2 separate regions of the Homo sapiens genome follow, and region 2 is linked to region 1. Evidence: chromatin contacts called from ENCODE Hi-C or POLR2A ChIA-PET data. All regions are on one chromosome and are shown on one strand. The core of a region is the stretch at or near the end of the contact, and the rest is flanking DNA. Distances in the headings are between cores, read along the strand shown. Region 1 has its middle 23 kb from the start of SRGN. Region 2 overlaps LRRC20 (leucine rich repeat containing 20).

Region 1 (4,494 bases), core at 34-2,533:
GCCCGTAATCTCACTAACACAATCATTTCCATTTGCCTTTGCCTTCCAGGTTTTCTTCTTTTCTTTTTTTTTTTTTTTTTTTTTTTTTTTTTTTTGAGACAGAGTTTTGATCTTGTCACTCAGTCTGGAGTGCAATGGCGCGCAGTCTCAGCTTACTGCAACCTCTGCCTCCCGGGAGGTTCAAGTGATTCTCCTGCCTCAGCCTCCTGAGTAGCTGGGATTACAGGCACGTGCCACCATGCCCGGCTAATTTTTATACTTTTTTAATAAAGACAGGGTTTCACCGTGTTGGCCAGGCTGGTCTCGAACTCCTGACCTCAGGTGATTTGTCTGCCTCGGCCTCCCAAAGTGCTGGCATTACAGGCATGAGCCACTGAGCCCGGCCAGTTTTGTTTGTTTGTTTTGGATTTTTAGAGATAGGGTCTCACTCTGTCACCCAGGCTGGAGTGCAGTGGCTCAATCATAGCTCACTGTAACCTCCAACTCCTGAGCTCAAGCAATCCTCCTGTCTCAGCCTCCCAAAGCACTAAGATTACAGGTGTGAGCCACCATGCCTGGCCCAGTTTTTAACTACATCATGTTTTAGAGTAGTAGCAATCACAACATGCTTACCAGATTGTATTTTTCTACCATTTATATTTTTGTATCTTCCTGCCTAATCTTCCTTATTAGCTTTTTTGGAAGAGCTACATGCTTTTCTCTCCTGGCTCCTGCCATTCTGGTTCATGTGCTAAAATGACAAAACCATTCCCCATGACAGGACTGGCGTGATTTGGGTTGTTTGTTTGGTGGGTTGGTTGGTGTTGTGGAAAACTGCAGTGTTTGTGGAACAAGCCATGTATGTGGAGAACACAGTCTGTCCAGGTCCTGTGCTGAGGTCACTGGAGGCCCAGCGAGTCACCAGGCAGCCATGGTCCTCACAGAGCTTAAGGTCCTTGGGCCTTAAAGACACAAGAAACCAGCAAACCATTTTTGTTAAATGTGAAGACACCTTGGAAGACATACAAAATGAGTCACACTAAAAGCCCCAGCAAAACAGACTCCAGTCTGAGGGAGCCAGAAGAGTCAGACATTTTCAAAGTGACTGAAGAAAAGTGTTTGAGGAAGTCCCCACTCCCAAGCTTTAGTCACCAGCAGAGCTGAAACTACCTCCACACAGGGTTGTATTTCCAAACGGTAGCTCTTCTGATCTCATTGGTGATGGAGGGAAAACCCCCTTTATTTCAGAATGAACCCTCTAACCCTACTGACCAGCCAGGAAATCCCGAACCCGCCTCCTGCCCGCTGGGATTGCAAGTTCAGCCTGTGTCCCTGGGGGAATTACTGCGTGGGTTGGCTTCCCTCTGAAACTTTCTCCTCTCCACTTGCCACTCCACACAGAGGATGAGAAAGAAACCCCAGAAAGAGACCCACAGCTTGGGTTTCCACATTTAGCAACTTTTCCACTGTTTCCCTAGAAACAAAAACAAGAGCACACATTCATTTACTCCACCCCACCAAGACTGTCTCCTACATAAATGCAGCTCTCTGGTCCCTTACCCCAACCCCAGCTGCCAGAAGCTGAAGTGGAAGAAAAACCAAAGGTGCCCAGCTGGAAACCCGGGCAGCCTAGAGCAAGCTTATGCATGTCTGTGGGTTCTCCCTCTTCCTCTATACTCCAAGGCCCCAGAGGGCCAGCTGTACACCCATGGTGTGGGGAGGGAGGGATGGTTCTTGGTCAGGTTCGCTCTTCTGGAAGCTTCCACACAGCAGAGCCCTGTATTATTTTCCCCTCCAAAGTGTACGTCCAGTGCTTTGCAAACCTTGGTTGATTTGGCAGAGCATTTATCACATAGAATCACACTGTACTCCGAAGAGCAGTTTGCTTGACCCTATAAAGCCTTGAGCTCTGAGGGCAGGATACAGAACCCACAATGACAGCTTGGAGAGTACCCTGGAATGAGCGAATAGGGATCCCTCTCCAGAAGCTTCATTTCTTCCCAGTCTTTTGTTAGATAGGAGGTCTGGGACAAGTCACCTCCAGATCGTCAGGTCTTGGTGGTGGTGGCACAGCAAGACCCTCCCCACCAGTAGAGGACCTCACACTGAGTACACGGGGCTCCTTAGTCTGAATTTTCCTGGCTTTAAAACATTTCGGAAGAAGAAATCTACCACTAGAGTCAGCTCAAGGAAAGGGGAGCCTCAATGGTACTCAGTAGGTGCTCAATAAATGCATGTATTCTTGTTCAACAAACCCTTAGGGATGGGGAGGGCATCACAGAGAACCCCAGATCATAGCCAGAAAGAGCTTTACAGAGCAGGAGCCCAGAAACTCTAGCTCTTGGTTCTCAAACGTGGCTGAATATTGGGGAATTGAGGCTTTAAGAAATCCTGATGTTAGAGGAATGAGTGTTGGGATTGATGTGTGACAAAGCATAGTCACATGTCCAAGATAGAATCTAGGTGGTAGATACACAGCTGCTCACTGTAGGATTCTTTCCATTTTGCTGTGTGTTTAAACATTTTATTTTATTTTTGTTTATTTATTTATTTCTGAGACAGGATCTCACTCTGTCACCTAGGATGGAGTGCAGTGGCGCAATGTCGGCTCACTGCAACCTCTACCTCCCAGGTTCAAGCGATTCTCCTGCCTCAGCCTCCCGAGTAGCTGGGATTACAGGCACGTTCCACCACACCTGGCTAATTTTTGTATTTTTAGTACAGATGGGGTTTCAACTTGTTGCCCAGGCTGGTCTCGAAATCCCGACCTCAGATGAACTGCCTGTCTCAGCCTCCCAAAGTGCTGGGATTACAGGCGTGAGCCACCGTGCCGGGCTGAACATTTTCATAATGCAATGTTGAGGGGGAAGTCCTGAGGCCTGGACTTGCCTCAAAGATTCTGATTTAATTGGTGCAGCCTGTGTGTTTGCAAGAGCTCCCAGGTGAGTCTACTGTCCAGGTGAGTCTATTGTCTAGCTGAGGCTGATCTCCATGGCTGTAGTTTGGGCTCACTGTGGGCCAGAACAGCATCATAAGTGTCACCTGGGAACTTGTTAGAAATGCAGATGTCCAGGCTCCACCCTGCCCAAGTGTGCAGAGCCAGAAACTCTGGAGGTGGAACCAATGATTGGTGTTTTAACAAATGCCTTCCTGTGATTCTGGTGCATGTTAGCTGAAGTTAGTGGTTCACAAACTTGGGTGCATGCTGGAATCGCTTGAGGAATTTTGGGGACAAAATAGACAATATTCCAGGATAAGCCTCATACCCCTTGAATTAGGTCTGCAAGGTAGGCGGCTGCAACATAAAGGAAAAGTGCCCTGTCTAATCCAGAGCAGTCAGGGGCATCCACTGCCCTCAGGGCAATCCAGTGCAACAGAGGACATTCTTTCCTCCCAGGCTTGTCACCAAGGACATAGGAGAAGGAGTGAATAGGGTGATGAGGATCAAAATGGATCAGGGTCTCTTCCTACAGATAAGGAAACTGAGGATCCCAAAATGGAGTAACTTGCCCCAGCTCATACACCAAGCCGGGGGGCAGCCAGGATTGAACCCAGTTCTGTCTCCAACTAAGTGGTTTTTAGTATATTCATAACCATCATCACTATCTAATTCCAGAACATTCTCATCACTCCAAAAAGATACTCTTCATTCCCCATTCCTCCCTCCACCCAGCTCCTGTCCACCACGAATCTACTTTTTGCCTCCATGGACATGTCTGTTCTGAGCATTTCATGTAAATGGAACCATACATTTTGTGGCCTTTTGTGACCAGCTTCTTTACTTAGCATAATGTTTTTGAGGTTTACTCATATTGTTGCATGTCTCAGCACTTCGCTCTTTTTGTGACCAAATATGTGCTTGCATGGATCTCCTTGGTTTTGTTTATGCACTCACCTGTGGATGGGCATTTGAGTTGTTTCCACTTTTTGGCTATCACGGATAATGCTGCTATGAACATCCTTGCATAAGTTTTTGTGTGGACATAACTGTATTCTCAATTCTCCTGGGTAAACACCCAGGAGTGGAATTGCTGAGTCCTATGGTGACTCTATTTTTTAACTTTTTAGGAACTTCCAGACCATTTTCTGGAGCTTCACTTCTGTTATCAACCCCATTTTGCTGATGACAAGGGAGGGAGAGAAGTGAGTTTGCTCATATTCGTCAGCTCTTGAATGGCGGACTCAGAGGGTGGGGACTGCTCGTGGAAAGGAATCCTCTGTTTCCCTCAATGCATTTCATCCATTCTTCGAAACTTTTGAGACCCTTCTATGTGCCAGTCACTAGTCTAGGTGCTGAAATTACCTCTGAGAGCCAGACAGACATAGTTCCTGCCCTCTTGGAGACATAGGTTAGAGGAGAAAACAGACAGTAGGCAAATAATTACAAATTTGACAAGCATAATGGCAAAATCTATTAGAGTATTTGCCAACTTATCCTCTACTTTGTACAGTGATCAAGAACTTGGGCTTGGAGTCAGCCCGCCTATGTTCGAGTACTGGCCACTTACTAGCTGG
Region 2 (4,348 bases), core at 147-2,646, 1.3 Mb before region 1:
TCATCAGCTGATGGACATTTGGATTGTCTCCACTTTTCAACTATTGTGAAAATGCTGCTGTGAACATTTATATACAGGTGTTTTTTTTTGTTTTGCTTTGTTTTTTGTTTTGTTTTGTTTTGAGGTGGAGTCTCATTCTGTTGCCCAGGCTGGAGTGCAGTGGCGCGATCTTGGCTCACTGCAACCTCCGCCTCCTGGGTTCAAGCAATTCTTCTGCCTCAGCCTCCTGAGTAGCTGTGACTACAGGCACCTGCCACCACACCCTGCTAATTTTTGTATTTTTAGTAGAGACGGGGTTTCACCATATTGGCCAGGCTGGTCTCAAACTCCTAACCTCGTGATCTGCCCGCCTCGGCCTCCCAAAGTGCTGGGATTACAGGTGTGAGCTACTCTGCCCAGCACTACATACAGGTTTTAAAACTTTATTTATTTGTTTTTATTTTTTTGAGACAAAGTCTCAAAAGGTCTGGCTCTGTTGCCCAGGCTGGGGTGCAGTGGCATGATCTTGGCTCACTGCAACCTCTGCCTCCCAAGCTCAAGCGATCCTCCCACCACAGCCTCCCAAGTAGCTAGCTGGGACTACAGGCATGCACTACCACACCCAGCTACTTTTTGTATTTTTTATAGAACCAGGGTTTTACTGTGTTGCCCAGGATGGTCTTGAACTCTTGAACTTAAGTGATCCTCCCACCTTGGCCTCCCAAAGTGCTTGGGTTACGGGCGTGAGCCACCATGCCCAGATTGCATACAGGTTTTTGAAAGAGCTCTTGTCCTCACTTTACTGAAGAAGAAACTGAGATTGGAGTTAAGTAACTTGCCTGAGGTCCCACAGCAAGAAAGAGTTGGCCCAAGAAAGGATTCAATTTGGATTCTGAGAAGAAGATATTGCTTTCTAGGTCTCTTGTGTGGTTAGAAGTTATTCTGACTGAGTATGATAGCCACTGGCTGGAGGGCCTCATGCTCAGCTTTCTTCTCTGAGGCCAACTCTCTGTAGCACATTATTTCCTAGAGAGGCAGGGGCTTCTGCAGCAGGACGTGAGAAGGCACCTCTGAGATGCAGGATTCGTGTGTGCGTTTGTCAGAGGGGTGTCCACACAGCCCTCTGAGCGTGCGGCTGCTCTCCCCAGCAGCTCCCGTGAGCTTTGCCCTGGCAGGACTTTAGCTCTGTTCCCTATGTCCCCATCAACACCCATCTCCACTGATCCAGGTTTTTGGGCGTTTGAGGAAAAACATACCCCAAGGGTCACTGCATGTTGGGGATGTTCCTTTCTTTAAACTGGAGATATTTGTAAGAAGTCATTAAGTGCTTGTAAAACTCTTGCACAATATACAAGTCCATGAAATAGGAAGTGAAAGAAAAAAATCCCCCTAAACCCACTGGCACTTTCAAGTTGAGTGGTTTCCCCACGTCTCAGAAGACGCGCCTTCCCGAAGTGCCTTTCTGCCCTTCTCTTCCCGACAACCCTCCCGGGCCCAGTAGCTGTGTGTGCTATTGCGGTGGGACTTTCTGGACGTATGTGGTCCTCGGTGAGCTCTTCCTCCCATGCCCTTTTCTCTATAAGGGGCATGAGACAGGAAACAGGCTCAGAAACATTGCTCTAGAGATCGGGAGTAAAACACCCCCAAAGACCTGAAAGTGGTTGTCCCTGGGGGAGGGGATTTGTCAAGAGGGAGCAAGTCCGGCTGCTTTTTGTCTTAAGCCTTTTAGAGCCAGCCAGCTCTGTAAGCACTACAACAAACAGCTTTGTTAAAGTGATGCCTAATTGTGCCCAGTGATGCACGGCACGATCCCTTGATGAGCAGTTGTTTTGCTCGCTGTCTGCATCCTGTGTGTCCCTACTTTGGAAATTGAGTGACATTTCAGAGACTGGCAGCTCAAGTCATGGGGGGCTCCTGTTTGACAGAGGGCTGTCTGAAGAGCCTTTGTTTAGTAGAATCATGGAGTCAGAGGATGTCTGGTCTGGTTGAGACCCCAAATCATCTAGTCCAAACCCTCATTTTACAGATGAGGGGACAAGGCCCATGAAGAAGTAGTGTCTCTGAGCTCCCCCTGGCTGATAGTGGAGGGGCTGGGATAAGAATTAGGCCTCCTGAGTTACAGCCCAGGGCGGCCTCCACACCGAGGGTCACGTGTGCCTCTGAGTACCAGAAGCATGAACAAAGCGAGAGAAGAGAGTGAAGAGACTCTGTCTCTGCTGCTCTGTCCTGAAATAGTCTGCTCAGAGGGGAAGCAGGAGGAACCCAGGGCACAAAAAATTTCCATGAGCGTGTAAACCTCATGCCCTTAGGCAGGCAGGAGCAGCCAGCACTCAGTTACTGTCATTACCACCCCATTATCATCATCAATACAGGAAGCAGCTACATCAGGAGGAGGCCTGGCCCCTCTAGGCCAGTGATGCTTCAGCTAAAACACAGATGCCTGGGCCTTACCCCCAGAGTTTCTGATTCTGTGGGACTGGGGTGGTGCCTGAGAATGTGCCTTTCTGACAAGTTCTGGGGTGATGCTAATGCTGTGGGTGATGCTGATGCCCTTGGAGAACCACTGCACTGGAGTAGCCCTTGCTACTTAGTGTGGTCCTTGGACCTGCTGGGTGGAAATGCAGACTCTTACGCCCCACCTAGACATGTGGCATCAGAATCTGCACGTTGGCAGTGTCCCCAGGTGTCACACTTTAGTTTGAGAGGTGATGGTATGGTGCAGAGTTCACCTGGCTGCACGTTAGAGTCACCCAGGGAGCTTTTACCCTCCCTTCCATTCCCAAGCCCCAGCCCCCACTAATTAAATCAGACTCTCTGGGAGAGAGACTTAGGCATCAAGAGTCTATAGAGCTCCCAAGGTGGCTCCTGGTTGTGGCCAAGTCCTAGAATCCACAGTGGCAGCTGCAAGGGGCCTTGGAGATGATCAGTTGCAATTTACCAAGATTTGAAAACTAAGGGCATAAGGACCCAAGGTCCCACAGACAGTAAGTGACAAATCCAGGCTGTTGATACCCTGATGACTCTTTCACCAGCTCTTTCAACTCTAAGTCCCCTTTTATATAGTTCCATGGGAACTGCAATATACTAGTGTTCCCAGGGAACCCATTGTAAATCATGGAAGATCTATCTGCTCATTGGAAACCCACCACCTCCCAATCTGTTTCAGCATGGCAGGCTGTCCTGAATGCGGGTTACATATTCTAGGGAGGCAGTGTAGCATGGTGGTTAGGAGCAAACCCTTAAGCTCAGCAGCTTACTAACCAAGACTCCTGGCTCTGTGTCTTGATTCCTCCTCTGTACAACAGGAATAGTAATAATAGTGCCCATCTCATGGATCATCTGAGGTCAGGAGTTCGAGACCAGCCTGGCCAACATGGTGAAACCCCTTCTCTACTAAAAATACAAAAATTAGTTGGGCGTGGTGGTGCATGCCTGTAGTCCCAGCTACTCAGGAGGCTGAGGCAGGAGACTCACTTGAACCCAGGAGGCGGAGGTTGCAGTGAGCCGAGATTACACCACTGCACTCCAGCCTGGGTGACAGAGTGAGACTCTGTCTCAAAAAAATAAAAAATACAAAATAGTGCCTGTCTCATGGGGATGTTGTGATGTTGTGGGGGTTAACTGAGTTAATGCATGACAAGCTGAGATCACTAATTGCAAGCAGCAGGCACTTTGTAAATGTTTTTTATTATTTCATTAACTGGTTGACCTTGAATAAGTCATATGACTTAGAACAATTTGTTTGACTTCTCCATGACTCAGTTTCCTTAACTGTTAACCAGGGGTAAGCATAGTAGTGACCTATTTATAGGGTGGTTGTGAGGAATGGAGGGAATAAAAGGTCTGAAGCCCCAGCACAGCTTCTGGAACACACCTGGTGTCAATCAGTGGTGGCTGCAGTTATGTGTTAGAGACTCAACACCGGTGCAGGAGAAAGTTCTGGCCAGGCCAGAGTCTGAGCTAGGTTGGTCCTGCTCCTCTCACGGGAGCAGCCAGAACCATGAGGATTGAAGTTTCTGGGGATGTTTTTGCCTGGAAAAAAGTTTATAATGTTCTGTGGTTGCCAGCAGCTGGGGGATGGGAAAATAGGGGGTTAACAAGTAAAGAGTTTCCGTTTCGCAAGATGCAAAAGTCCTGGAGATTAGTTGATTGCACAACAATGTAAATATACTTAAAGCTACTGAACTGTACATTTAAAAATGGTTAAGATGGCACATTTTAAAAAATATTTAATTTTTAAAGGGGAGTGTTAGGTTCACAAGGTTCACAAGCAAAATTAAGAGTTAAGAATAGAGATTTTCCAATATACTCCCCACTGCCCACAAACAGGCATTGCCTTCTCCATGATCAACATCCCCCACCAGAGGGG

What was found. A loop is a pair of places that touch in the nucleus more often than their neighbours do. ChIA-PET counts read pairs that join two places held with the same protein, here RNA polymerase II (POLR2A). Pooled maps may share reads with other maps.
Region 2: a loop to region 1 is called in a pooled map, with 2.4 times the contacts of the local background. The contact joins two enhancer-like sites. A Hi-C loop is called at or near these places in 2 of 50 pooled maps. POLR2A ChIA-PET finds 5 or more read pairs at or near these places in 2 of 52 experiments (GM12878 and Panc1).

The regions. Positions count from the first base shown.
Region 1 is chr10:69,062,685-69,067,178 of GRCh38, reverse strand. No RefSeq gene overlaps it. Among named protein-coding and RNA genes, the nearest start is that of SRGN, 23 kb to the left of the region's middle. RefSeq lists enhancers at 907-1,106, 1,607-1,746. Within about 2 kb of position 1,283, at least 12 of the 41 ENCODE cell types and tissues checked have a DNase peak (open chromatin) inside an H3K27ac peak, as active enhancers do; they include GM12878, where a contact is called at or near this core.
Region 2 is chr10:70,352,624-70,356,971 of GRCh38, reverse strand. The region is part of intron 2 of LRRC20 (leucine rich repeat containing 20); the gene reads left to right. Among named protein-coding and RNA genes, the nearest start is that of LRRC20, 28 kb to the left of the region's middle. RefSeq lists enhancers at 1,097-1,306, 1,527-1,626. Within about 2 kb of position 1,396, at least 7 of the 41 ENCODE cell types and tissues checked have a DNase peak (open chromatin) inside an H3K27ac peak, as active enhancers do; they include GM12878, where a contact is called at or near this core.